Linked DNA regions of Mus musculus: all the other regions are linked to region 4. The links are chromatin loops, found by intact Hi-C in ENCODE. Cell type or tissue: left cerebral cortex. All regions are shown on one strand.

Evidence for each region. A loop is a pair of places that touch in the nucleus more often than their neighbours do. Peaks named below come from ENCODE experiments on the same cell type or tissue, not always from the same donor. Only the 100,000 strongest peaks of a DNase experiment are listed, where the experiment ranks them.
Region 1: it touches region 4 in a loop (4-fold over the local background); 28 of 42 quality-filtered maps call a loop at or near these places.
Region 2: it touches region 4 in a loop (6-fold over the local background); 31 of 42 quality-filtered maps call a loop at or near these places.
Region 3: a loop joins it to region 4, with 19 times the contacts of the local background. A loop is called at or near these places in 29 of 42 quality-filtered maps.
Region 5: it touches region 4 in a loop (8-fold over the local background); 41 of 42 quality-filtered maps call a loop at or near these places.

What each region holds. Positions count from the first base shown.
Region 1 is chr2:155,590,129-155,595,128 of GRCm38, reverse strand. Gss (glutathione synthetase) reads left to right here and starts at 2,319. Exons shown (of 13, transcript NM_008180.2): 1 at 2,319-2,435. It overlaps Gssos2 (a long non-coding RNA gene), which reads right to left. Exons shown (of 5, transcript XR_001783522.2): 4 at 2,961-3,106; 5 at 603-2,677. In left cerebral cortex, CTCF peaks have their summits at 2,044 and 2,244; DNase peaks (open chromatin) are centred at 2,388 and 3,204; H3K4me3 peaks cover 1,521 bases; H3K27ac peaks cover 1,585 bases.
Region 2 is chr2:155,581,345-155,586,344 of GRCm38, reverse strand. Gss (glutathione synthetase) reads left to right here. Exons shown (of 13, transcript NM_008180.2): 3 at 4,312-4,457. The region is part of intron 3 of Gssos2 (a long non-coding RNA gene); the gene reads right to left. Among named protein-coding and RNA genes, the nearest start is that of Gss, 9.0 kb to the left of the region's middle. In left cerebral cortex, a CTCF peak has its summit at 2,007 (motif pointing right); a DNase peak (open chromatin) is centred at 2,002.
Region 3 is chr2:155,762,614-155,767,613 of GRCm38, reverse strand. No RefSeq gene overlaps it. Among named protein-coding and RNA genes, the nearest start is that of Mmp24, 10 kb to the left of the region's middle. In left cerebral cortex, a CTCF peak has its summit at 2,377 (motif pointing right); a DNase peak (open chromatin) is centred at 2,414.
Region 4 is chr2:155,514,115-155,519,114 of GRCm38, reverse strand. Ggt7 (gamma-glutamyltransferase 7) reads left to right here and starts at 4,269. Exons shown (of 15, transcript NM_144786.2): 1 at 4,269-4,486. The coding sequence starts at 4,318. It overlaps Acss2 (acyl-CoA synthetase short-chain family member 2), which reads right to left and starts at 1,072. Exons shown (of 18, transcript NM_019811.3): 1 at 831-1,072. The coding sequence starts at 1,008. In left cerebral cortex, CTCF peaks have their summits at 810, 2,964 (motif pointing left) and 4,230 (motif pointing left); DNase peaks (open chromatin) are centred at 1,181, 2,960, 4,218, 4,882 and 1 more place; H3K4me3 peaks cover 3,124 bases; H3K27ac peaks cover 2,743 bases.
Region 5 is chr2:155,617,139-155,622,138 of GRCm38, reverse strand. Myh7b (myosin, heavy chain 7B, cardiac muscle, beta) reads right to left here. Exons shown (of 42, transcript NM_001085378.2): 8 at 4,592-4,615; 9 at 4,399-4,491; 10 at 4,214-4,277; 11 at 3,307-3,405; 12 at 1,946-2,049; 13 at 1,614-1,752; 14 at 1,240-1,358; 15 at 998-1,147; 16 at 703-873. Among named protein-coding and RNA genes, the nearest start is that of Mir499, 3.2 kb to the left of the region's middle. In left cerebral cortex, a CTCF peak has its summit at 2,117 (motif pointing right); a DNase peak (open chromatin) is centred at 2,114.

The DNA.
Region 1 (5,000 bases), 76 kb before region 4:
TTGACCTAGAGGTGTTGATATTTTCTCAGGTTAAACCTGTTTTGTTGTAGAAGTTGCTTCTCCATCTTTTCCTGTCCCATGGACCTGTCAGGGGGAGTGAACAAGGTAGGTGCTGGGAATTCACATTCAGGAGATGAAATGACAAAGAGAAGTAATTCCATGCACTGATGACTGGTATGAAAAAAAAAAACCTTCATGTGACAGACAGGGGTGGTGGTGGTGAACATCTGAGTGACAATGACAGACAGGGGTGGTCATGTGATGGTGACGTCTGAGTGACAGACAAGGAGACAGTTGTGCTAAAATTTAGCAGTAAATCATCCAAGGAGAGGAGCGGGAAGGGGCTACGATTTCCCGGGATGGCAAGTCCTTCATTCCCTCTTATTATCAACCAGGTCACTTTGGACAAGTTAGATCACCTCTCAGGCTCAGCTGCCATATCTACAAAACAGAAATGAAGCCACTTCACCTCCCACAATGTGAGGAGACCCAGCCAAAGGGCCATTAACATCTGGGTCCTCCCCAAATGTCACCCATAATCACCAGATAGACCATTGCTGATCCATCTTAGAAGAAAGGAAGCTGTATAGAGAGTCCTGGGCCTTGGTGCTTTTGTTTTTATTATAATTTCATTTTTGTTTGTTTTGGTTTTGAGATAAGATCTAACTAACTCTGGCTGGCCTGGAACTGGTTATGTAAACCAGGCTGGTCTAGAACTCACTGAGATCCTCCTGCCTCTGCCTTCCAAAGGCTGGAATTAAAGGTACAAGCCAGCACTTACTCCCTGCGTACTGTAATTCATTTAGTACCAGAAATAGCTACCTTTACCTCTGGTTAATACAGTGACTTTTGTCTGTCAGTCGGGGCAGCTGCTTCCTACCTGGTCATTATAGAAGCAATAAGAAAAAGGTATCAGACCACAAACATTATTCTGGCAACAGCCAGATCACCTCCCTGCCAACTCTGTCCCATTCATACGAGACATCTGGAGGGCTGTCCTTCCTAGACTGGAGAGAGGCACCTGCTTTATCTAAAGAGTTGGAAGGATTTTGGTCCCTGGGTTAGGCCACTGATTTACAGTCAGTAGAAATTCTCCTTCATAAATCTCTCTTCAATTTGACATTCCCCCTCCCCTTTTTTCCCTTCACAGCGATGGCTTGGAGCCTCACCAACTTACAGCTAACTCTGGATCATGTCTGTCTGTACCTAATATATAGAATGGCGTCTTGTCTCTGCTAAATCTCCAGCCTCAAGGTTTCTTCCTGAGGCCAGCTCTTAACAGCCTGCCCCACACTCTAGAGCCCACCTTTTATTTACACCAAACCAATTAGGAGTTTGCTATCTTAGGCATAATTCCCTAGGGTTTGATCAGATACATTCATTTCAGGAAAATTTTTATCAGAAAGGAACATCTTTTTTTAAAATCAGGTATATATAGTGGCTATTCCTGATTGTCAACTTGACTATATCTGGAATGAACTACAATCCAGAATTGGAAGGTTCACCTGTGATCCTAATCTGGAGACTGGGAGATACAAGTTTCTGACCTGGATCTTGGCATGGAGATCTTGAGGCCTAGTGACTATGAATTCCAGAAGATTAAGACAGGGAGACCTCTGAGTTTAAGGTCATCTGGGACAAAGCAAGTCCCAGATCCAGGCACACACTTTTAATCTGAGCCACACCTTCTGATGGAGACCTACATAAGGACATTGGAAGAAGGAAGATTAGCTCTTCTTTGCCCTGCTTGCCTTGTGGGACTGAGCTAGATCCTTGGACTGACATTCACAGCTGCTGTTGACCATTGTTGGGGAGTTGGACTACAGACTGTAAGTCATCTACAAATTCCCTCACTATATAGAGACTACCCATAAGTTCTGTGACTAGAGAACCCTGACTAATACAAGATAACTCAGATTTTGAATCAACCTCTCACAGTCTAGGGAAAACAAAGTTAAATTACTGTAGGTTGCCAGAGGATGAGGGGTCTGTATAGAGGGAAGAGGATAATGAACTTGCATATTTACAAACAGCCCCATGGGGGCTGAAGACAGGGGTGGCTAAGAGAACTTTTGCTCTGGGTTCCCAGAGGATGCGACGCTCTCTTCTGCCTTTGAGTGTCCCCATCTCACAGCGTGCCACTAGCTCTAACTCTCTGGGAACTAAGCTAACAGGTAGCATCCCGCCGTTGTAGCCACAACCAAGGCTCTCCCTAGAGTACCGACGTATTCCTTAAAGCCCAGGTCACTGCTCATGTAATGCCCCTTCCCGGCCGCCGTCCAGTTCCATAAACACAGGGCTCCTTCCCCACCCCTCCTCTTTAGCCTTGCGGGGCGGTCTGCGCAGGCGCACTGGGTCGTACCGAAGCCCCGCCCCCCGAGCCCGGGTAACGGCGTGCGGAGTTTGAGCTTGGCGAGCAGCTGGACAACGAGCGAGTAAGTCGGGGCTTCGCGACGGCGGCTGGCGAGGGTCAAGTTTCCTTGGGAGGAGAGCGGTGAGGGAGGGGTCTGAGAGCGATTAGAACGCGGCGAGCGGGCAGATGACGCGGTGGCTGGGAACGCGGCGAGCACCGGGAAACTTGTGTCCAGTGAGGGGCTTGTGCTGGGCGTGCTGAACCTAGATTTCCAGATCGCCGGTTCCCAGCTCGGACACTGTTAGCGAGGCTAGAGCCAGAGTTCTAGGGAAAATAAACAAGCCACCATCAAAAACTGGGAGAGATCAGGAACAAACTTTGTCTAGGGATGGGGAGCGGACGGGGCCCATCACGGGGACAAGACAGGACAAGCGACTGTGTTGTAGCCCGAGGCCCTGAGCCCGCACTCGCCTCGCCCAGGGGATTAAAGTCCAACGGGATTTCTGTGTGGGCGTTTTAAAGTTTTTCGTGATTCATTCACCACTTACTTATTTAACCTTCAATGAAGTATCAAGGCAAATGCTATTTTTATGATAGAGGTACGAACCTGGACAGAGAAATCCGGCGATGGCTTCCAAAACAGAATCAAGAGTTGGGGGTACAGAGGCTGGGGATGTAGCTCAGTGGGAGAACCTTTAAGCCACGAGGAAAGCAGGAAAGCGAGGAAAGCAGGAAAGCGTCATCATCCAAGATCTGAAAGTAAGAGAGAGAGGCTGGTGTGTTTTAGTCACTTAAGATGCCTTTACTACTCTGAAAGTGCCCAGGAAGAGGAGTGGGTTGGCAGTAGAGGCAGACATGAGGGAATTCAAAGCGCTGCATTTAGTCAGCAGAATCCACAGGACTGGAAGAAATGGGCTGTAAGAGAAAAGTGCACGTGAGGCTGGGATGTCAGGGTGAGACTCATTAGAGGAGGACCGCCCCAGGGAGCAGGAGGAGTGTTCTAGATTGAAAACCAGGAAAGAACTTGCTGTGTAAATACAAACTTGAGTGTCACCAGCCAAACAAGTCACAGAACAGTTAAATCTGTAGAAAGGAAAACAAGGGGCCCAGTTAGCATTGTCTAGTTATTACTAGTATAGTGTTTTTGTTCATGAATATGCATGGACACCCAAACACTGGTGTGTGTGTGTGTGTGTGTGTATGTATGTGTGTGTGTGAGATGCAGATGTGCTGTCAGTGTTTGTATGTGAGGGTGCCCTGAGCATCAGGTGTCTTCCCTGATCAGTGCACTTCCTCTCTGCACCTCTGGGATTATAGCCTGCTCACTATCTGCCCAGGATTTATGTGCATAATTGGGGGTCTGAGCTCTTTACCTGCTAGCCCCCTCCTTCGCCCTCTACCTTATTTTTTTTGTTTTTAAAGACAGGGCCTTACTGAACCTGGAGCTCACTCGCATTCACTAACCAGCAAGCTGCAAATGTCCAGCTGTCATGATCTCCCCAGCACTGCAAGTTCAAAGCTAGCCTAGCCTGAGCGCCAGGCCAGCCAGGGCTGTATCTCCAACAGCATTTGAGCTAACAAGTTTCATTACTTCTTTTCCTGGTCAGGATCTTGCTCTGTCACCCAGGCTGGCCTCCAACTCAGCAATCCTCCACTCTCAGCCTCCCAAGCACTGGTCTCACAGGCAGGCATGACCACACCCAGCTGAATAGTTGACTAATTAAGCTCTCTGCTTTGAAGGCTATGGGGCATGATGTTGGCTTCAATCCCACTACTGTGTTCCATCTTTTATGGGTGCCGAGGATAGACTTCTCATGTTTGTGTGGCTAGCACCTTACCCACAGAGCCATTGCTTCAGCTGATACAGAGACTTGCTGTGTAGCCCAGGCTAGCCTCAAACTCATGGTTCTCCTGCCTCCACCTCCTGAGTACTGGGATTACAGCCCTGCACCACTATGCCCATCTGTAGTGATTATTTTTAATGTGTTCTCTTTCTCTGGGTTGCCAGTTCCCAGCCGTTTAACAGTCTTGTCAGCCAAGCAGAAGCCCATGGACAGACATCTGTGGAGAGATGGGACTAGTGGAGGTCCAGTTGCTCTAATGTTGGAGCCATGGGTTATTTTGGCCCTGTTCCTGGGTTTCCATACAACCTCTAACAGGCCTCCCACTGCTTGTGGAGTGGGAACAAACAGAACAAGTTCCTAGCCTAGCACTCAGCTATGGGTTCATGGGTTAGGCTTGGTCCCCAGTGTAGTGATTTTGGGTAGTGGTGGGACCCTTAAGAGGTGAGGCCTGTGGGATGTCCCTAGATCACTGAGGAAGCTGCCCTTGGAAGCTATTGAGGTCGCTCTTTTGAGGCCTAGTTACTTCTTGGAGGAGTGAGTTGTTATGAGTGAGCCTGAGTCACACACACTGTTTGGTTCCTTCCTGCTCATGTGCCCACCATTAAAGACCCTCAGCCAGGGAGTCCTCAACAAAGCCAGCTCCAAGCCCCTCCACCTTCAAAGCAGAGAGCTTAATTAGTCAACTATTCAGCTGGGTGTGGTCATGCCTGCCTGTGAGACCAGTGCTTGGGAGGCTGAGAGTGGAGGATTGCTGAGTTGGAGGCCAGCCTGAGTGACAAAGCAAGATCCTGACCAGGAAAAGA
Region 2 (5,000 bases), 67 kb before region 4:
CTTACTCTTAGGCATACTTTCCCCTAATGGTAACACTCAATAGTATTGTTTTATGATACAAAGATTAAACACTCATTGGTACATCAAAGGTGTGTGTGCGAGTGCGTACACACACACACTTTGGCATTTTGAGACAGGGTTTCTCTGTATCATACTCCTTCTCCTGGGCTCAGTCGCACTTATGAGGCAGGAGGATTGCTTAAAAGCATGAATTTGAGACCAGCTTGACAACATCCTGAGATACTTTCCTACTCTCCTGTCTCGTCTCTGAGTGGCTGTGCTTGCTGTCTTGTATACCTCTGCAGTCAGCCCTTTCTCCCTCTTTGTGTGCAAAGGCGCTTACTAGATCAGCCTTGCTGTATTTTGCTGCTTCTTTTCATTCCCAATCCCACTTCTTTCTCCCCTTTTTTTCTTTTCTTTCTAGCCCTCCCTTTCTCTGCGCCCCCCCCCCCGCCCCGTGAATTTATTCCGAACCACACCCTGCTCTATGCCAGGGCGGTCTTGACATGGCTCTCAGCCAGAGGCTCTCACCTTTGGAGTGTGGGTTTAGTTGGAGTCTGTAACAGAGAATAAATTTAAGGAATGTCATTGGACTGGGAGGCGCAGGCAGCATGCAGTGTGCAGTTAACTGTCATTTATTGAACACTCATTGTGTGTCGGGCTTTATTCTAATTACTTTGGAACTGCTGACTCATTTAACCTTCACAGCCACAGAGATGAGGAAATCTCAGCTCGGAGAAGTTAAGTAACCCGACTGAGGTCACTGAGGTCGTGGGAAGATTGGCAGAGCCGGACTCTAATCCCACGGAGTTAGGCTCTCAAGGCAGGCTCTGCACATTCCCACCCTGCCGGTCTTTCTTGGGACACCCGATAGAAGTAGCGATTCATTTTGATCAGAGGTAAAATGGTGAATGATAGACAGACTGAGCTAAAAAGACAAATGGGGGACACCCCCAAAGTACGGAGAGGGCAAAAATGTTCAAAGAATGCAGCTGAAAGGCAGGGCTGGTCAATGGGTGGACTCAGGTGAAGTCAGACAGCCCATCTGACCTTTTGATTCTGGGCAGAGGGGACTGTGACCTTCACCCTGTAGATCGATGCAGCAGATCAGCCCCGTGAGGGTTTAAGATTTGACACCTGCAGCGTTAGACAGGGACTTCATTTTGAACTGCTAACACATGAGCTAGGTGAACTGTCCAAAAGCATATCCAGTGTAGAGTAAGACTCCTTCCCCCAGCCGCCGTTTCCCTCGGAGGCAAGCCATCTTTACATTTTTGTTAGTGTTGTCTTCTTCCCTTTTTCAAGAAAAAAAAAGTTAGCAGCATTTCTATTTTTAAATATTTATTCTTATTTTATGTGTTTATGTGTGTGCCCAAGTGTATGTATGTGCACTACCTACAGATGCCAGAAGAAACTTCAGGTCCTCTGGAACTCTACTTACAGGCGGTTGGAAGCTGCCATGTGGGTGTTGGGAGTTGAACTGAGGGCCTCTGTAAGAGCAACTGGTGCTCTTGACTACTGAGCCATCTTCATACCAGCATTTTTTTTTTTCTTTTAAAAAAGGCCGGACCAACACTAAAACAGTAGGGTCTGGGGAGGTTGGGTCATTTTTTGAAGTACCCATGAGCAAGCATGAGAACCTGAGTTCAGACCCCAGAATCCATCCCTGGCACAGTAGTAGACACCTGCAACCCCAGATCTGTGGAGTTCACTGGCTAGCCAGCCTGTCCAGTCTGTGACTTTCAGGTTTAGTGAAAGACCTTGTCTCAAAAAATGAAGGTGGAGAGGGCAAGACACCCAACTCTCAGTATACATGCACTTGCCCACACTGCCAAGTATATACACCATACACACATGCAAATAATATAATAAATATAACAACAACAATAAAAAGTTACTCAGTTTATCTATGCAAATCAAACTGGGAAGGTGTGGTAGCTCAGGCCTGTAATTCCAGCACTTGGGAAATGGAGTCAGGAGGAGCAGAAGTTCTAGACTGGACCACTAGATGGCTCTGTGGGCAAAGGCACCTGCCGCTGAACTTTAAGGACCTGAGTTTGATTCCATAACCTAGTGGTCGAAGGAAAGACTCAGTTCCCACACATTGTCCTTTGAACTTCATTTCATATGCATGCTATAAAGCTATGGAACACATACACATAATATAATATAATATAATACAATATTTTTTAAAAAGAGGCTTAAGCTCAGCCTAGCCTACAGCGAGGCCAGCCTCCTCTATGTGAGACCCTGTCTTCAAACTGACAAACATCATGTGATCTGGGAGTTGCTTGTCCCCCACCTCACTGTTCCTATTGTTCCCTGGTGACAAAACAGAGTGTTATTGTCATACGTGTGCTACTGTTTTCTCTAAAAAGTGAGAGCTGTGTGATTCAGCCCGTGGACAGCAGAGGACAGTTGTGTGCTGGCCATCCTAAATTCAAATAGGTATGATGAGTGCTGGGGTCGGGACAGACAGAAGTCTTGGCAGAAAAACTCTGGCAATGTTTTAGATTGGGTGGGACTTGAGAGAGGCAGTTTCCTGTGTCTTAAAGCCATGTACTTTGGGTGCTGGTCACCTTTTACGTGATCTGTAATAATCCTGCCCCTGTTTTGGTTTTTTGTTTTGTTTTGTTTTTAGATTTTTTGAGACAGAACCTTTCTATATGTGTAAAAAGGAAATCATATATTTGTGTGTGTCTGTGTGTGTGTGTGTGTATTTGTCTTGGGGAGAGGACTGGGTGACTCAAGCCAAAGTGGGATTGAGACATACTTCTCACTATGTACCTTAGCTCTTTTATTTTGATTTATTTGTTTTTTTTGGTTTTTTTTTTTTTTAATTCGAGACAGGGTCTCTCTACCTACCCCTGACTATACTGGATCTCACTTTGTAGACCAGACTGCCCTTGAACTCACAGAGATCTGCTTTTTCTCTTCTTCCGAAGTTTGGGGATTAAAGGCATGTGCCACCACACCTGGCTGTTTAGAGCTCCTTTGAAATATGTATGATTGTTTGTATATAGTTCAAGGTAATTTTTTAAAAGATTATATAAAAGGCAGATTTATTGGGAACCTGCTCCTGGATGGGCAAGTTCATTGGCCCCAAGGACCAAGGCCAGGGAAGTCACCATGGGGGAGGGGGAGGAGCCGTTAGGGGAGGGAGAGAGAAAGAGCGAAGGGGGCAGGCGCACACAGAGAGAAGATGAGAAGAGGGGGAGCTCAAGGTAATTTTTTTAAAGAGAATATTATAAAAGCTCTAAGACGGGCAGTGGTGGCACACGCCTTTAATCACAGCACTCAGAGGCAGAGGCAGGTGAATCTCTAGGTTCAAGGCCAGCCTGGTCTACAGAGTTGAGTTCCAAGACAACCAGGGCTGTATACACAGAGACACTCTGCCTCAAAAAACCCAACAGCAACAACAAAAGAGAAAAATAAAGAGAAAGTTCTACCACCATAAACCCAACCTACCATAATGGCAAACTGATATTAACTGAGAGGGTAAATAATTCAAGTAACAGGGTATATTTTTATCTGCCAAGTTCCAGTTCGTTGGTTGTTGGAAATCTCAGGAGGCATATCTCCATTCTAGAATAACTGTCTTAAATGATACTTGGATTTCATGCCTGTATCAAAGTCCAAAGAACCCAGGGTATAACTAAATGCCAGCCTGTTAACTGGAGTCAAGGACAAGGACAGACAAGACTCCTGCCTTCTAGTCCGAGAGCCACAGTTCATCTCCTACCAGGAGCCTTTTCCCCCTACCCCAACGAGAAGGCCAGGGGCCTCTGGTGTGAGCTCCTGACATGGGGACAGACTTCAACATCAGTCAGTCAGGAACACAGGAGGGGAGTGCAGTTATATGGTGAGCGTGGAGTCTGAGTGTGTTCCAGTGGCTCAGTAACCATCCTGGTTCACATCCAAACACCAGCACCTGAGTATATTCTAACTCAAGTCCTTTGCTAAGTTTAAATAACATTAACACCTTCCTCACAGAATTTAATGATGAACCCGTTCATTTAAGTATTCAGCACAATGATTGGCAAGCAGTAAGTACCTAATAATTCTTGTGGGAGTCTTTATTTTATATGCCTCTCATTTAAAGAAAACCCTGTGGAACTGTCACAGAACCTGAAGCTCCATTGTACCCTTGCTTGCTGTTTTTGTTTTCTTATCTCTTCCCGTTGTGAAGTGACCACTGCCCTGCAGTTGTGTGCCTTAGATCCATGTGAGAAGATGACACATTCACAGCTGTTTTCTCCCTTTCTCCCTCTCTCTCTCTCTCTCTCTCTCTCTCTCTCTCTCATTGATCAGGTGGTGACGTATGCCCCATTCACGCTTTTCCCCTCACCAGTACCCAGTGCTCTGCTGGAGCAGGCCTATGCTGTGCAGATGGACTTCAACATACTGGTGGATGCTGTCAGCCAGAACCCAGCCTTCCTGGAGCAAACACTGTCTAGGTACTGAGAGCTGAGGTCTTGGGGGTCAGGGATGTGAAAAGCATGGGATGGGAAGGCTGGGGAGCCATGAATTGGTGCTGTGTAAGTTAACCTGGTGGAATAGGGAGCAGGTGTCCCTCAGAGGACATAAAAAGTAGGAAAGGAGTGAGGAGAACTGCCTTCCAATCCTGCCTCTGCTGCTTTCTGTCTGGCAGGCCAAAGGAAAGCCCTCCTCCTTCTCTGAGCCTCAGTTTCTTCATCTGAAAAATGAGGTTGCCTGAGGTCTAAGGATGCTGTGATTCTGTTGTCAGTGTGTGTATATATATATGTGTGTGTGTGTGTGTACACATATGTATATATACCATGTATATGTATATATATGTATACACACGTATACACATATATGTATGTACACACGTATACACACGTACACACACATGCTATATCTATGGTTAAGTTTTTGATGGAAAACTTTTGTTAGGGACCAATTTTTTTTTCAGATGTGTTCCTTGGTGGCAGGTTGGATGTGGGAAAAAATAATAATGATCTGAAGTTTGGAAACCA
Region 3 (5,000 bases), 250 kb before region 4:
TATGTAGCTTATTGCTTTTTTTGGTTTTGTTTTTGTTTTTGGTTTTGTTTTGTTTTGTTTTGTTTTGTTTTGTTTTTGTTAACTGGACACAAGCTAGAGTCCTCTGACTGAGAGGGAAAACCTTCACTGACAACTTAAAAAAAAAGAGCGAATTATTTTTATTTTATGTGCCTTCATTTTATGCATGTGGCTCATGTGTGTGTGCAGTGCCTGAGGGGGCCAGAGGAGGGTGTGTCAGATCCCCTGGAAAGATTGCTAAAGATGGCTGTTAGCACCATGTGGGTACTGGGACTCAAACTCAAGTCCTCTGGAAGAGCAGCTAGTGGACCTGTCTCTCCAGTCCCTCTGTCGACTGTTCTATGTCCTTACTTCATGCATCTCTCTCTCTCTCTCTCCCTCCCTCCCTCCCCCCACCTCTCTCTCTCTCTCTCTCTCTCTCTCTCTCTCTCTCTCTCTCTCTCTCCTCTCCTCCTCCTCCTCCTCCTCCTCCTCCTCCTCCTCCTCCTCCTCCTCCTCCTCCTCCCTCTCATTTTTGTTTTTGTTTCTCAAGACAGGGTTTCTCTGTGTAGCCCTGGCTGTCCTGGAACTCACTCTGTAGACCAGACTGGCCTCGAAATCTGCCTGCCTCTGCCTCCCAAGTGCTGGGATTAAAGGCGTGTGCCACCACCTGCTTCTTTCTTCTTTTTGAAATAGGGTTTCAGTTAGCCCAGACTGGTCTTTGACTATCTCGTGTAGACATATATCCTCAATTAATTAAAAAAAAAACAAATAGAACTTTTTTTTGCAACAGGATCTCAAACTTGTGATCCCCTTGCTTCAGCTTCCAGAGTGCTGGGATGACAGGCAGATGCCATCGTGCCTGGGTCTCTGCCTTGCATCTGTCTCCATGCAGGACCTGGTACATGATTTACAAGGCCCAATGCAAAATGAGAACTCAGAGCCTCTTGTTAAAATATAAACCTGTAGCTGGGTGATGGAGGTGCATGCCTTTCATCCCAGCACTCCGGAGCCAGAGGCAGGAGGGAGCATCTCATCTCTGAGTTTGAGGCCAGCCTGGTCTACAGAGTGAGTTCCAGTACAGCCAGGGCTACTCAAAAAACCATTATATATATGTATGTATGTATACATACATACATATATATATATATATATATATATATATATATATATATATATATATATACACAGACACACACATATATTTATACACATATGTGTGTGTGTGTTAATCCCAGCATTAGGGAGGGGGGCAGGAGGATCAGGGGAATGGTCATCATTGGCTACAAAGTGAGTTCAAATCTAAGCATTTGAAAATGGTAGAAGTGGAACATTTAAACCCTGTGGGGCCCCATGTGAGTGAAGAAGCCACAGCCCATGAGACTGGCTCAGACCCTGAGTGCCACCTTAAACCCACTTTTTCCACATGGCCTATGAAGGAAGAACTTGCCTGTGACTTGCTTTGATGAGCTGCCCTTGAACTTTTCACCCAAGTCACACTCACTCCCTTGGCTCTTCTACATCTCAAAAAAAAAAAAAAAAACCACCTAATTATTTAATTGTGCATGGGAACATACCATAGCACAACTTGTGGGGAGTCAGTTCTTTCCTCCCACTATGTGACTTGAACTTGGGTCCTCAGGTTTGGCAGCAAGCACCTTCAGTTGCTGGGCCATCTTGTCTACCTTGAGTTGTTTTTTAAGCTGTTTATTCTCCTTAACTCTCTGGGCCTTCCCTTGAGTTTTCGTTCACTGGTTCTATCTCTTCACCGTAACTGCAGGGATTTCTCAGGATGCTTAGAAGCCCTCTTCCTATTCTATGTGTCCGTCCATCACTGCAGTTAAAATACTACCTGCACTCTCTCTGCACACATGACAGCCCCAAAGTTTTATCCCCAAGGGTGCTAGTGTAGATCCCAACCTACTACATCCTCAGCCCCGCCACTCACCTAGCCTTATGCTTTCCTTCCTCGTGGAATTTCCCAACTGCAGCAGACCAAGCCAAGCTCCTGTTCTTGTCACTCAAAATCTCATCTCCTCCTAAGTGGTCTCAACCGCATTCCAGATTCTTCTATACTCATCCTAGAGACCTGTGCAGCACCCTTAATATGGCCTTAGCTTTCTCCATTGCCAGCCAGTAAGTTTTTCCTATGGATTCCACTTTATGCAAGATTCCCTGAACTTCTGGACTAGGCCACACACCCTATTTTGTACCCTAGATCTCGTACTTCACAGAGATCATATAACTGTAATTAAGTAATCATTTGTGTGGTTTCATCTTTTCCATGGGTTCAGACCATGTCTGAATGTCTCTAGCACACTATAGGTTATCAATGAATACTTTTTACATAAATAAACAGAAGCCCACTATAGAACTGTTGTTTGCAATTGGGTGTCCAGTAGGGGGCAGCAAAACATAAGGAATGGAAGGGGTCCAGGCCGCAGTCCTCAAAAGGTGACTTTCAGACAAATCAAGGAACCTTCTGGGTCTCTCTACTTCTGTGGGAGTGGGGGGGGGGGGGGAGTCTAATGCTCTTTCCCCTGAATCAATCGAGATACATAGCTTTAAAGAGGCTGTCATGCTGCACAAGACAGTGTCGGTAGCGTCAGTTAGGAGGGCGTGGGTTTGAGGACTGAGCCTGCTGTGACTAGGGACTGCACCGATCTGGAAGAGTGGAAAATTAAAGCTGAGAAAGAGACTGGCCCATGCCCAGAGCCAGCCTGGAGCCAAGCTGTGAGGTCAACCCAGTGTGTTCATGTCACAAGTTCCTCCCTGTTCCCTGAACATCGCCCGCTTCTGTGGCAGTGTCCAGCGTCCTGTCTGCGACACTCTGGTCTCCTCCCACCACGCCTTCCCCTTGCTGGGTCCTGGCCCCTCAGAGGCCTGCTCACCACCCGCCCATGATTACAGTTAACCTGACATCCTGACTGAAGTGCTGAACTGTATTTTCACATCATCCCCAGTGGAGCAGGAGCTGGACCGTCCCCATAGAGAAGGGGTAACCAGAGTATATGGAATGAATGCCACCAGATGAGACTTCAGGTCCCGTGGAAGGTGAGGGAAGGAGCAGCTAACACTGTTGAAGCCAGTCCCAAAATTATACTGAAAAATATATCTCGGCCCGCGGCACCTGGAGAGATTGCGTCCTTGTGATGCGGGGAGACAGCTGGTTAATTCATACCCAGTGAGGTTTCTGTTTGGGGAACACAGTAGGATACTGAGAAGAGCGTTAGAAACATGTAGCCACGCAATAAAATTGTAGAGACGTTCACTCTCCAAAAATGTCCTCTGTCATTTGAATTCAAGCCTCCCTCTCCCCCTTATGCCCTGGCCACACCTATCTAACCTCACCAGATCTGCCTTTCCCAGCAGGTCAAGGAATGACTCAAGGCAGAACGTTGAAACTTGGCTTCTTTCACTTGGCATAATGGAGTTTTTGGCCATTTTTAAAAGTTGGCACACAAAGTGATGGGCTTGACTCTGGCATTTCCCACATGTCTTTATCCTCTACTCTGGTTTCTTCCTCTTCCCCCTTTGCCTTCCTTGCTCCTCCTGCTCTACTTCCTCCTCTTCCAACTGTCCCCTCCTCCCACTCCAAGCCACATGCACTCCAATACCCTCTCACCCCACCCCTGTAAGGATTTATTTATCTTTATGTTATGTGCATGGGTGTTTTGCTTGCATGTACATCTGTGTGCCATGAGCAGCAGAGCTAGTGGTGGCTGAATGAGGGAGTCTGACCTTCTGAAACTGGAGTAACAGAGATGTCAGCACACATGATGTGTGTGCTGGGAACCAAAACCTGGTCCTCTGCAAGAACGATGCTCTTAACCACTGAGCCACCTCTCTAACCTGCCGGCACTTAAAGATTCCTCCTTACTTCTCTCATGGTCTCCTTTTAAGTTCTCTCTCTCTCTCTCTTTCCCTCTGTATCTGTCTTTCTGTCTCTCTCTTTCTCTGTCTTTCTGTCTCTCCCTGTCTCTCTTTCTCTCTGTCTGTATCTCTGTATCTCTGTCTGTCTGTCTGTCTCTCTCAAGTATACACACACACTTAAAATCTAGCTTCTTCTGCTCATGGGAGAACCACAAAGCATCTGTAGTTTTGAATCTTGTAGCCACCAGTGGCCACGGGTTCCTGGGTTCCTGAAAGGAAAGCTGGGGATGGATGGGAAAGATGGCGAGAGAAATAACGAGGCAAGACAAAGTTTTCTGATCAAGGCTCAATCTTTAATTGTAAGGTCTTGAATTTAAAGGGGGGAGACCCATCCCCCACTTTGCCAGGATCTCATTGCTTCGTCAGGATCTTGTCAGGAAAGCAAGCTCAGGCTGTTCAGCAGGTGGTGGGTTCACAATAGACTTTACCTAGGTGGGAAGACTCCACGCTAGGGGGGCTAGCCGACTGTGGCAGAAATGAGGTCTGATTCAGCCCACTCAAGGCTAGGGGGGCGGGCACAGAATCTGGTCTATTCCACTTAACATAATGATTTACGTTTTCTTTTTCTTTTTTTTTTCTTTCAAAGATTTATTTATTGTTATATGTAATTACACTGTAGCGGTCTTCAGACACACTGGACGAGGGCGTCAGATTTCATTACGGATGGTTGTGAGTGGTTGCTGGGATTTGAACTCAGTGCTCTTAACCACGAGCCATCTCTCCAGACCTACATTTTCATTTTCCTGCAAAGGTTTCATTTTTCTTTGTTTGATCAATTAATTCTATAGCTGCTCTTCCCCCACCCACCCCATTTTATGGCTGGCGTGCTGGACTTCATTGTTTCTTGCCGTCTGCTGCTCTTGAGTTTGACTTGTTGTCATTTTCAGAGACCCTGTAGGATCAGCTTATTATCTACTTGAGGTCAAGTCAGGTGTTTGACGAAAGCATGTACTCAGGGCTTCGAGTGCTCCTTCTAGAATGATCTTAACTGGACCCCAACGATTCTGCTAAACTGTACTTTCATTTTCATTTGGCTCTAGGAATTTTTAAAATTTCCCCATTGATTTTTT
Region 4 (5,000 bases):
GTAGAGCAGGCTGGCCTTGAACTTACAAAGACCTGCCTCTGCCTCCCCAGTGCACGGGATTAAAGGCCTGGCCAGATCGTGGTTTTGCACCCTAAACTGTCCTGACACTTAAGAACGTGTCAAGGCATAGAATTGTCTCTCAGACTCTGAGTTACTAGAATTTAGATCCAATTTTGGTTTTTTTAAGCAAAAAAACAAAACAAAACAAAACAAAACAAAACAAAACAAACAGGCTTGGTGGTAAACCTCACTCCGTCTTGTTTTGTTCACTATACCATCAAAACAACCAAAGCATCGGCATACTGACAACTCGTACAGTTGTGTATTGGGATTGCTGTCATTTTACACAGAGGCAGGACTCCTAGATGGGAAACAGACTTGCACTGACGCTGAGCAAAACGAGATGGGTGCATTCGTTAAAGGTCTGAGGGAGGCATGGTTGAATTGGAGGCAAAGGTGATTCTCTTCAGGGCTCTCCTTCCCTCAAGGTTCACCCTTGCTCCTTGGAGCCCTTCCTTTCACCTCGAGGGCTCTCTCAGGGAACTTTCTCCTCACCGATCCCCGCTTCTTCTCACGGAACCCGCATCTCCTCGTGAAAACTCGCATCTCCCAAAACTGCCAAGTCGCCAGAGAGTGCCCCAACTTCTAGGAAGTCTCGCCTCACAGATGCCTCCTTCTTCTCACAGAACGCCATCTCTTTCGAATCCCTTTTCCATGTCCCTCAGGGACCCTCCATCTCCTCCCTTTCTAACGGAGCTCGGTAAATCTCCCTCGGACTCCCGCTCCTCTGCTCACTGGCGCCCCCAAGAGTCGCTCGGGCCCAGCCTCACCCCGTGGCTCCTCCACAGAACGCCGGTGCAGCTCGCGGTAGCGCTGCAGAGAGGGGACGTGCGCCGAGCGTCTGACCTCCGGCGGCGGGGACCAACCCCGCACCCGGCCCTCGGCGCCGGTCTCCTCACGAGCCCGGCTTCCACTGCCGCTCTTGCGCCGCTCCTCGGGAAGCCCCATCGCATCAAGTTCCGAACACCTTGTCCGCCGTTGCGGTCGCTGCGGGTGCCGGGGCGGGGAAAACAGGTCGACCCTAGAGGCGGGGCCTCGGGTGAGGGCGGAGCCTGAGGCTAGAGGCCGTGCTCTAGGCATCCAATAGTGGGTAGGGCCGTGCGTGAAGGGGCGGGGTCAGCAAAAACCGCTGAAGACAAGGGGTAAGGGCGGAGCTGTCTTGCCGGAAGGGGTGGAGCCGTAGTGAAAGCAGAAGGAATGGTCAGGGAATGACAGGAGAGGGGTGGGGCCTTGGAATGACAGTGGAGGGGCGGGGCCAGAGGTGACAGGCGAGGAGGCGGGCCCGTGGAGTGATGGGGTGTAGCCCGGCTGGATGTGACACGAGAGGAGGCAAGGCTGTGGAGTGACCAAGTTAGGGTCTTGGAGTGACAAGGGTTGGGTTACGGCGCCGCGCAGCTTGAGACATGAAAGGCTGGCTAATAAGAGGCATTGTGTCATCCGTTGTGCAATTACCGTGGTCTGATTGCGTGATCCTGTCACTCCAGAGTTGGATAGCCAAGTGCAGTACAGTTCCTTCTGGGTGACACTCCACAGTCTCCCACCGAACAGCACCCCTATTCCGTTCCCATGGAAAAATTCCTCCGCGACCTTGAGGGCACAGATCCCCAATATGAACCTTCCTGCTAACTCGTTCTGATTCTCTCCCACCTCTTAGGACATGTCATTCTTTTTGCCTCCATAAATCTCCATCCTGATGTAAAGTACAAGACTCTTAAGTGAAGACGAGGAGGATCCTTCAGATATTGGCTCCAAACGCACAAATTCTCTTAGCACTAAAGGTAAATTCAGAAAAGGAAGGGAAATGTCACAAAGTCGGGGAGCAGATAAAGATCAAGTTATGGTCAGATCTGAGTTCTTGTATTGTTTGTTTTTACTAACATAAACAGAAAGCCAGATCTTAAAATACAAGGTCTATGCAATATAAAATAATACAAGTATAAAGAGGAAAAATTACATTCTTTAATTCACCTAAGTACACACCTATCTGCCACAAATTGAGTTTACTTCCCTCTGGCGTCCCTCTATCCTCTTCACCCAAAAGGAAGCCGAGCAGGACACCCTCCACTTCCTTCCTACAGTTATCACCAAGGACTACCTCATCTTACAATTCAGACTGTCAAAACAAGGATCTTTAATTATTTAGCTACAAGAGTGAATCTGAGGTCTGAAGCAGCCAGCTCCTGCCATTTAATGTCTACTTAGGGCTTGTGACCCATCAACTCACCTGCTACACTGATCTTTGTCCAACTGACCATATGCTTAGCCCACCCTAAACTGAAAAACACATGCTCAGACATATGATCCAGAGCCAACCCAATCCTGAGGGGAGGTTTTAAGGCTCACTAAGCACATACAGACCTTGTAGAATAGACAAGGGTCTCAGCGAGGGAACAGATACTTTCTCAAGGAGACATCAACCCCTCTGAACAAATACACACTTCATTGAAATTGCACAAACTATATTAAGAAGGCAGAGCTTTTTCTGGAGGTCTCAGACCCCTCGGAAAAGCCCTGCTTATAGGATGCAGATGGCATTACCAGGCTAAGAAACAGGCTTTCCTCTAGGAGATAAAGACTTCACTAAAGATATCTGAACCCCGATGAGAGGGTTCAGTCCTCACTGAGGGCCTTCTACATACACTGACGGAGTGGACAGCACTCAGGCCACACAGATCTCATTGGCGACAAAACTCTCATTGGAATAGAAGGAGTCACAGAAACAATGATCGCTATAGACTCCAACAATAAGAACCTCTGTATGGGGAAGAAGGCATAAATAAGTTTGCCTATTGATCTGAAGACCACCATCCCTTATTCCCAATTCCACTGCCCAGCTCTGACCCTCCATTCTTCCTAAACCTTTCTCCTGCAACTGTTCCCTATCTACTGCTGCCCCCTGCTGTCTATAAGTAGCACTGCAGCTCCATGATCCATGGTAAATGCTAAAACAGTTCAAGTCACACTGAGCCTGGAGCCAGGGACCAGGAAAGAAAGGAATATTGTGTGTCCACAGCTTCACCAATCCCATCTCCCTACTTGTGGACTGAATAGTAGAAGTTTGGACTTATAACTATCATTCTTGGAGCTAGGAGAGTGGTTCCAGAGATGGGCTTGGCAAGTACAGAAACACATTCTCCTTCTTACCTTCCCCTCTTCTTTCTTTGTTTCTTTCCTCCTCCTCCTCCTCCTCCTCCTCCTCCTCCTCCTCCTCCTCCTCCTCCTCCTCCTCCTCCTCCTCCTCTTCCTCCTCCTCCTCTCCTTTTTTCTTCTTTTGATGCTGTGTGTCAAACCCTCACACAGACAAGCACTCTACCAAGGAGTTACTTCCTAAGTTCTTAGCCGTCTATCCTTCCCATCCCACCGCCCTGCTCTACCACACCATTATTACTTCTTTTACTTTAACTTCAGAACCACATCAAGCATTCTTTAAAATGCCAAAGAATATTAAGGTTCCAAAGGCCATGCTCTGGCCTACTGAATCGCTTTTCCTGGAGTGGAATCTGAGGATTTGCTTCTAAAGATTTTAAAGTTGGGGGTGGGCTTTCAGGAAGGGCCAATCTCCTATGCTGATACATCAGGGCAGTTCCAGAAGGAGTTGGGGTTTAAAAGAGAAATGTGAGCAATCTGGGGGAGGGAGGGCACAGGAAGGAGTGTGAGATCAAAAGAGAGGTTCAAGAGGGGCCTGCAGGTGAAAAAGCAGTCAGGATGAAGTAGGGGTTGGAGATTGAAAAGGAATCTTGGGATGAAATGAAGTCAGAGTCGTAAGTCAAAAAGAACACTGCGGGTATGAAGAGTAAGTAGTCTTAGTGGGGTCGGAAAAGTAGTTTGAGATCAGAAGAGGGGAATCTTGGCGACCACAGAGAAATTTGGAGTCCAGGAAGTGAGTGGTCCGAAGAGGATCTGAAATCAAAGAGAAATTTGCGCTCAAAAGTCAGTCTGTGGTTCTAGAAGCATATGGAATCTGGGCTGGATTCAGACTGGAAGGAGGAAGGGCCAGGGATTGTTTGAGGATCCCAGAGTAGCGTCTTCATCCTGGCAACCTTCCACTGTCCTCTGGGCTCCCATCCTCCTGCACCTGCCTGCAGGCTGCAATCAGTAGACTTTAAGCAGGCGGGGGCGAGTCATACTAGGACACTGCTGACGGTGGGGGCGCCCCCTCCCGGCTGTCCAGGAGCTCAGACCCCGCCCTCCGCCCTCGCACCCCCCTCTTCACTGCCACTTCCGGCAGGCGCTGCGCTGCTGGGGGTTAGGGCGAGGATGGCGGCTGAGAACGAGGCTAGCCAGGAGAGCGCCCTAGGCGCCTACTCACCAGTGGACTATATGAGCATCACCAGCTTCCCGAGGCTGCCGGAGGACGAGCCAGCGCCTGCGGCCCCACTGAGGGGCCGTAAGGACGAGGACGCCTTCTTGGGAGACCCGGATACTGGTGAGGCCCTCTGGCCCCATCCCTGCCCCGCCTTGGGGGGTTGAGGGTGGGGGCTGGTGTCCTGGTCCTCCTCCTCCTGTTCTGAGCATCCATTTCCAATCTCCCATCTCCTTCATTCATCCTCTGCATCCTGGACCTCTCCCCTTCTTCCTCAGCCCTGTTAACTGTCTGGTGGGAAAGGGGGTATTTTTGCCTTGGAGGCGTAGGATGCGACACGGGAGGGGATGCAAGGACTGCAGCAGGAGAGATTATGATTACCTTTTAGGAAGAACCTATTGAGAAAAAAGGGATGCTGGAGGGGAGAGCCTAAAGAACAGCTGTGGTCACCTAGTAAAAGCTTTTCTCTAGCCACAGAGGACAGGATAGAAAAGCCAAGTAGGAGACTGCAGCAGGCGGGATGGAGTCTAGATCTTCAGGAGAACTTCACCATAGCCAGGGATTATGGGAAGCAGAGTGTCCCGAGAAGAGCTGAGAATCTATCTCTTCATGTCCAGAGAGGGGTAAAGAAAATGTG
Region 5 (5,000 bases), 100 kb before region 4:
AGGCTAGACCATGCTGGCTGGGACCTTGGACGTTTGTTCTCCAGCCTAACTCCCTCTGGGAGCTGTTTCAGGTCCACAAGCCAGCCGTGTACAGGAGAAGTCAGGCACGTGTGTATACCCAGGAACCCACTTTCTGGGAGAGAAGAGTTTGTGGCTTGACTTCGGATCCCCTTCCCCGCCTATGTGTGTAGAACAGGCTGGCATCTCTGTGCCCTATTAACTAACATCCATGGCTCACTCGGCTTAAGTTTTTTTTTTTTTTTCCTTTAAGACATTTGAATCTGCATTTTGGTATCTACACTCCTTAGAAATAGGGAACCCAATATTTTACTAAATCTATGTTTCTTTTTTAAAATAAGTGTTTGTTTATTTGTATGCATATGTATGTGCCGGCATGAGTTTGTGTGCCCATGGAGGCCAGAGGAAATTGAATACCTTGAAACTCAGGTTACATGCAGCTGTGGCTTGCCTGTTGTGGGTGCTAGGAACTGACCAGACCTTCCTCAAGAGCAGCAAGTGCTCTTAACTCCTACGCCATCTTTCCAGCCCCAAACTTCACTTCTCAACTGAACGGGAATAGTGATTCACTTCAATGCATATTTAATAGCCACATCAATCACAACCACACATTGATAGGCAGCTTATCCAGGCCTGCACGCACGCACGCACAACTTCCGGCAAGGTCCCCACCCTAGGTCTGACCTTCTCGATGAGGTCGATACAAGGCTGCAGGTCAAGGCCGAAGTCGATGAAGACCCAGTCGATGCCCTCCCGCTTGTACTCCTCCTGCTCCAGCACGAACATGTGCTGGTTGAAGAACTGCTGCAGCTTCTCGTTGGTGAAGTTGATGCACAGCTGCTCGAAGCTGTTAAACTATGGGTGGCAGAGCCCCAATCAGCAGGCCCCTGATGGATGCAGACTGGAGGGCGTGGGGAGCACAGCTGTGGTCCCCCACACCCACCCATCAGCCTCTGCCGTGGTTGAGAGCTCTTCTCACCTCAAAAATCTCAAAACCAGCGATGTCCAGGACCCCGATAAAGAACTGTCGAGGGAGCTTTGTGTCCAGGGTCTGATTGATTCGAGAAACCAGCCATCGGAACAACCGGTCGTAGGTAGCCTTGGCCAGGGCCCCCACGGCAAATACCACCTGTGGATACAGGGCGGCAGGGTCGGGTGGGACCCGGCAAGAGAGGGATCCCGCCTCAGCTGTCCCTGAGCGAGCCTTTGGCGCCTTCTCACCTGCTCCACACTCTGGCCCTTGGTAACATACTCATTTCCCACACGAACCCGGGGATGCAGGAGACCTTTGAGGAGGTCCCCGCTGCTGACACCCATCAAGTAGGCAGCCTTGTCCGCACCTGGCAGGGAACATGGCTTGGATAAGGGCAACAACGTGGGCACTTGGGGGTCAGGGGTCTGTTGTCACATCTTGGGGGTTTAAAGAGGAAGGTTAAGAGGAATCGGGGCCTGAAGATTGTCACCTTTAGGAGGGTCTAGAATTCAGACAGGAACAGAGAACACTGAGATGAAAGATTATTGGCAAGGGTCAAGGAGAATGTCTGGGAAAGTTTCCAGGGTAAAGGCCAGGTCAGACTGGGGTTAGAGGTCCTCACTCTCAGTGCCGTCTGCCTCAGCCTGTTCCTCTCTCTGCTTCTGTTTGAACTTCATGTTGCCAAAGTGCAGGAGAGCACCCACGATCTTATAGCAGGCACACTTCTCATCCACACTGAAGCCCAGGATATCCATTGCATGCTGATGTAGAAGGAACCAAGCAGGCTCAGAGAAATATGAGTCCTTGAGAGTCTCGCCGAGGACCACCCCACTCATACTAATTCCCCGGTCTCGACCCAGTGCATATACTCACACACACCCAACCCATGGGAATCCAGCCTGGTGCCCCCTCCCACCCCCACGCCCACCCCGTTTCCCCCACAGAGCATCGTACATCAGTGGCGATAAGTTCCTCGCCGTCATCCATGTTGTCCACAGTGGTGACCCCCTGGCTGCAGAAGTGGTAGTCGTAGGGATTCATGGACAGGAGCAGCATGTCTATGGACAGGGAGGCCCAGGAGGAGTCAGGAGGAAGCCTCAGGCTGCCTTCCCTCTCCTGCCCACCAGGGGGCCCCCGAGGACAGGGGTCTCTCAGAGAGAGTCTTGAGCCTATAAGGGCTTCTCTGTAACCTGAGCTTCTGGTCTCTGTAATCCCTACACAAGGCTTTTAGTTTATTTCATCATTTATTTTTATTTATTCTTTTGAGACAGGTTCTGTGTAGCCCACGCTGGTCGTAATTCACAATCCTCTGATCTCAGCTCCTGAGTCCTGGAATTACAGGCATGACCTGCTGGCTGCTTCTTTTTTACAGTTGTGTGAGTGTGGGAGAGACAGTGTGAGTGAGAGTGTATGAGTGTGTGAGAGTATATGTGCGAGTGTGTGAGAGTATGTGTGTGAGTGTGTAAGGGTATATGTATGAGTGTGCACATGTGTGCGCATGTGTGCTTGTGCATAATTGGGATGGAACTCAGGATTTTGTGCCTCCTGGATAAGTGTTCTCTATCACTGAGTTGTACTTAGCTCTTTTCAAATTTTTATTTTATTTATTAGCATATTTATTTTATTTTGTTTAGACAGGTCTCTCTACATAGCCCTGGCTGGGCTGGGACTATGTAGACCAGGCTAGCTTCACACTGCTTCTGCTTCTTGGGTACATAGACTAAAGTTGCATACCACCAAGCCCCGCCCCTTTTCATTTTTAAAGTTTATATGCATGTCTGGGCATGAGTCCCTTTCTTTACAGTTCTCTGGGGGAATGGCCCTCACTCGGTCCATAAGACTCCCTCATCATTTGACCACTGCTCAGTCATCTTTCTACCCCAGATCCTCAGCTGGATACCGGGACAAGGGAAGACCATGCTTTGCCTTCAAAGGGCTTTCAAATGTGACAGTGGATATAGATTACCACCAGGTTCCCTTGTTGCTGGGTGGGAGTTCTAGTCTCAGGATAGGCAGCTGCAGTCTTAGCAGGACAATGGAACCTGTTTCCCCTAGCATAGGAACATGCGCACATGTGCACGTGCACACACACCTCTGCGGCCGACACCCCCTCAGTAACAACCATTTCCAAAAATAAATAAAAAGCAAAAGAGGGCTTAGTGATAATCAGAAGCAGTAGGAAGAAGAGGGTGGGTACAAACAGGCTGTGTGTTACCAGGAGAGTGGAGGTGCCCCACGCCTCTGCAGAGAGGGTGAACACCCATCCCAGAGCCAGGCAGTGTCTTTGGGATCTGACCTCCCATCCTGACCCTCACCCTGCAGCTCCGGCTTCTTCCCTGAGAGGATCTGGTAGTAGACATGGTAACCACGCTCACCGGGCAGCTGGAAGATCACTCGCGACTTCTCCAGGAGATCTGCAGAGAAGGGGTGCTAGCCTGTGGTCTCTCTACTTTCCCGGGGCAAAGACCCCAGTATGGTGTAAGGATAGAAAAGTGGCAGCCAGGAGAGGCAGGGCATGTGTGGCGGTGCCCATGACTGTGCACAGGCAGGCCTATACTGGAAAGTGCCTTCCCAGGATCTGCGTCACTGGGTGGGACTTGTGTCTGTCTCTGTGGGAGTCCCTGGTGTCTTCCTCCATTGCTCTCAGCCATATATATTGAGGCAGAAGTCTCTCTGTTGAACCCAGAGCTCACTGATGATGCTCTCTTACTGTGCAGCTTGCTTTAGGACTCCCTGCCTCGAGGCAGAGGCAGGCAGATTTCTAAGTTCAAGGCCAGCCTGGTCTACAAAGTGAGCTCCAGGACAGCCAGGGCTACACAGAGAAACCCTGTCTCGAAAAAACCAAAAAAAAAAAAAAAAAAAAAAAAGACTCCCTGCCTCTTGCTCCCCGAGGGCTGGAATTACCAGTGGGCCACCAGCACTTATGCGGGTTCTGAGGATCTGAACTCTCGTCCTTGAAAAGCACAGCAAGGACTTTACTCAGGAGTCCTCTCTCTAGCTCCTCAGAGGAGGCTTGGAAGCAGGGACAGGAAATGGTCACCTTCAGACTATAGACAGAGCAGGAGAGTAGAGACCAGGGGCCAGTATGATGGGTAAAGTGGGCGCAATTGGGAACTGATCAGTGATGGAGAGAAATGGCCAGAGCAGAGAGAAGCCAATGGATTTCTTTGGTTCAGCCTCTGTCCCTCCTTCCACACCTCTCTTGCCCTCTCCCAGACTCACAGCTATCAATGTCCGCAGAGGCCAGCTTCCCAGTGGGACCAAAGTGGATGCGGATGAACTTGCCCTGCAGCGGAGGGACCATGCCACCCTCAGTCCTGTCAAGGGTCCCTTCCACCAGGGCCCCCCAGCTACTGACTCTCCTCCCCTGACCCCCAACCACATACTTCCCGACTGCGCCCACTCACAAAACGGGAGGAGTTGTCGTTCCTCAGAGTCTTGGCGTTGCCAAAAGCCTCCATGGCAGGGTTAGCCTCGATGATTTGATCCTCAAGGGTGCCCTGGTGGCAGCGGGAATGAGGGCCAGAGCAGATCATGGAGAAGGGGACATCCCCAGGACCCCATAAGTGTTGTCTACCCCACAGCTGGCCCAATACTTACCCCTGTCTTTGTCGCCAGAAATTGCTGGAGGGAGAAGGAAAGTGTCAGAGGGTGTGTGGTCTTTCAGAGTAAGGGTGGGGGCATTGGGAGGGTAGTCAGTGGGACAGTGTATGTTAGTCACCACCTACATATTTAGTAATGTTAATCGTAACATTCTCTCCTGGAGCACTCTATACACCTAGCTCTCCTGGACTGATTAGCTAGGAGATGCTAGAGAGGGAGGGGAAGCAAGCACCATCTTGAGGGTTTGAGGCAGGGGGTCAGCACTAGAGTCTCCTGTGTTCCAAGCCCAACCCTGTCTCTGCCTTCTCAGGAATCTCTTCATTGTCCACATCTGCACTAGGGGCACACTAGAGTTTTTTCTCCTTAGCGGCCCAGCCCACCAAAGCTCCTCCTCCTCTGGGAAGAC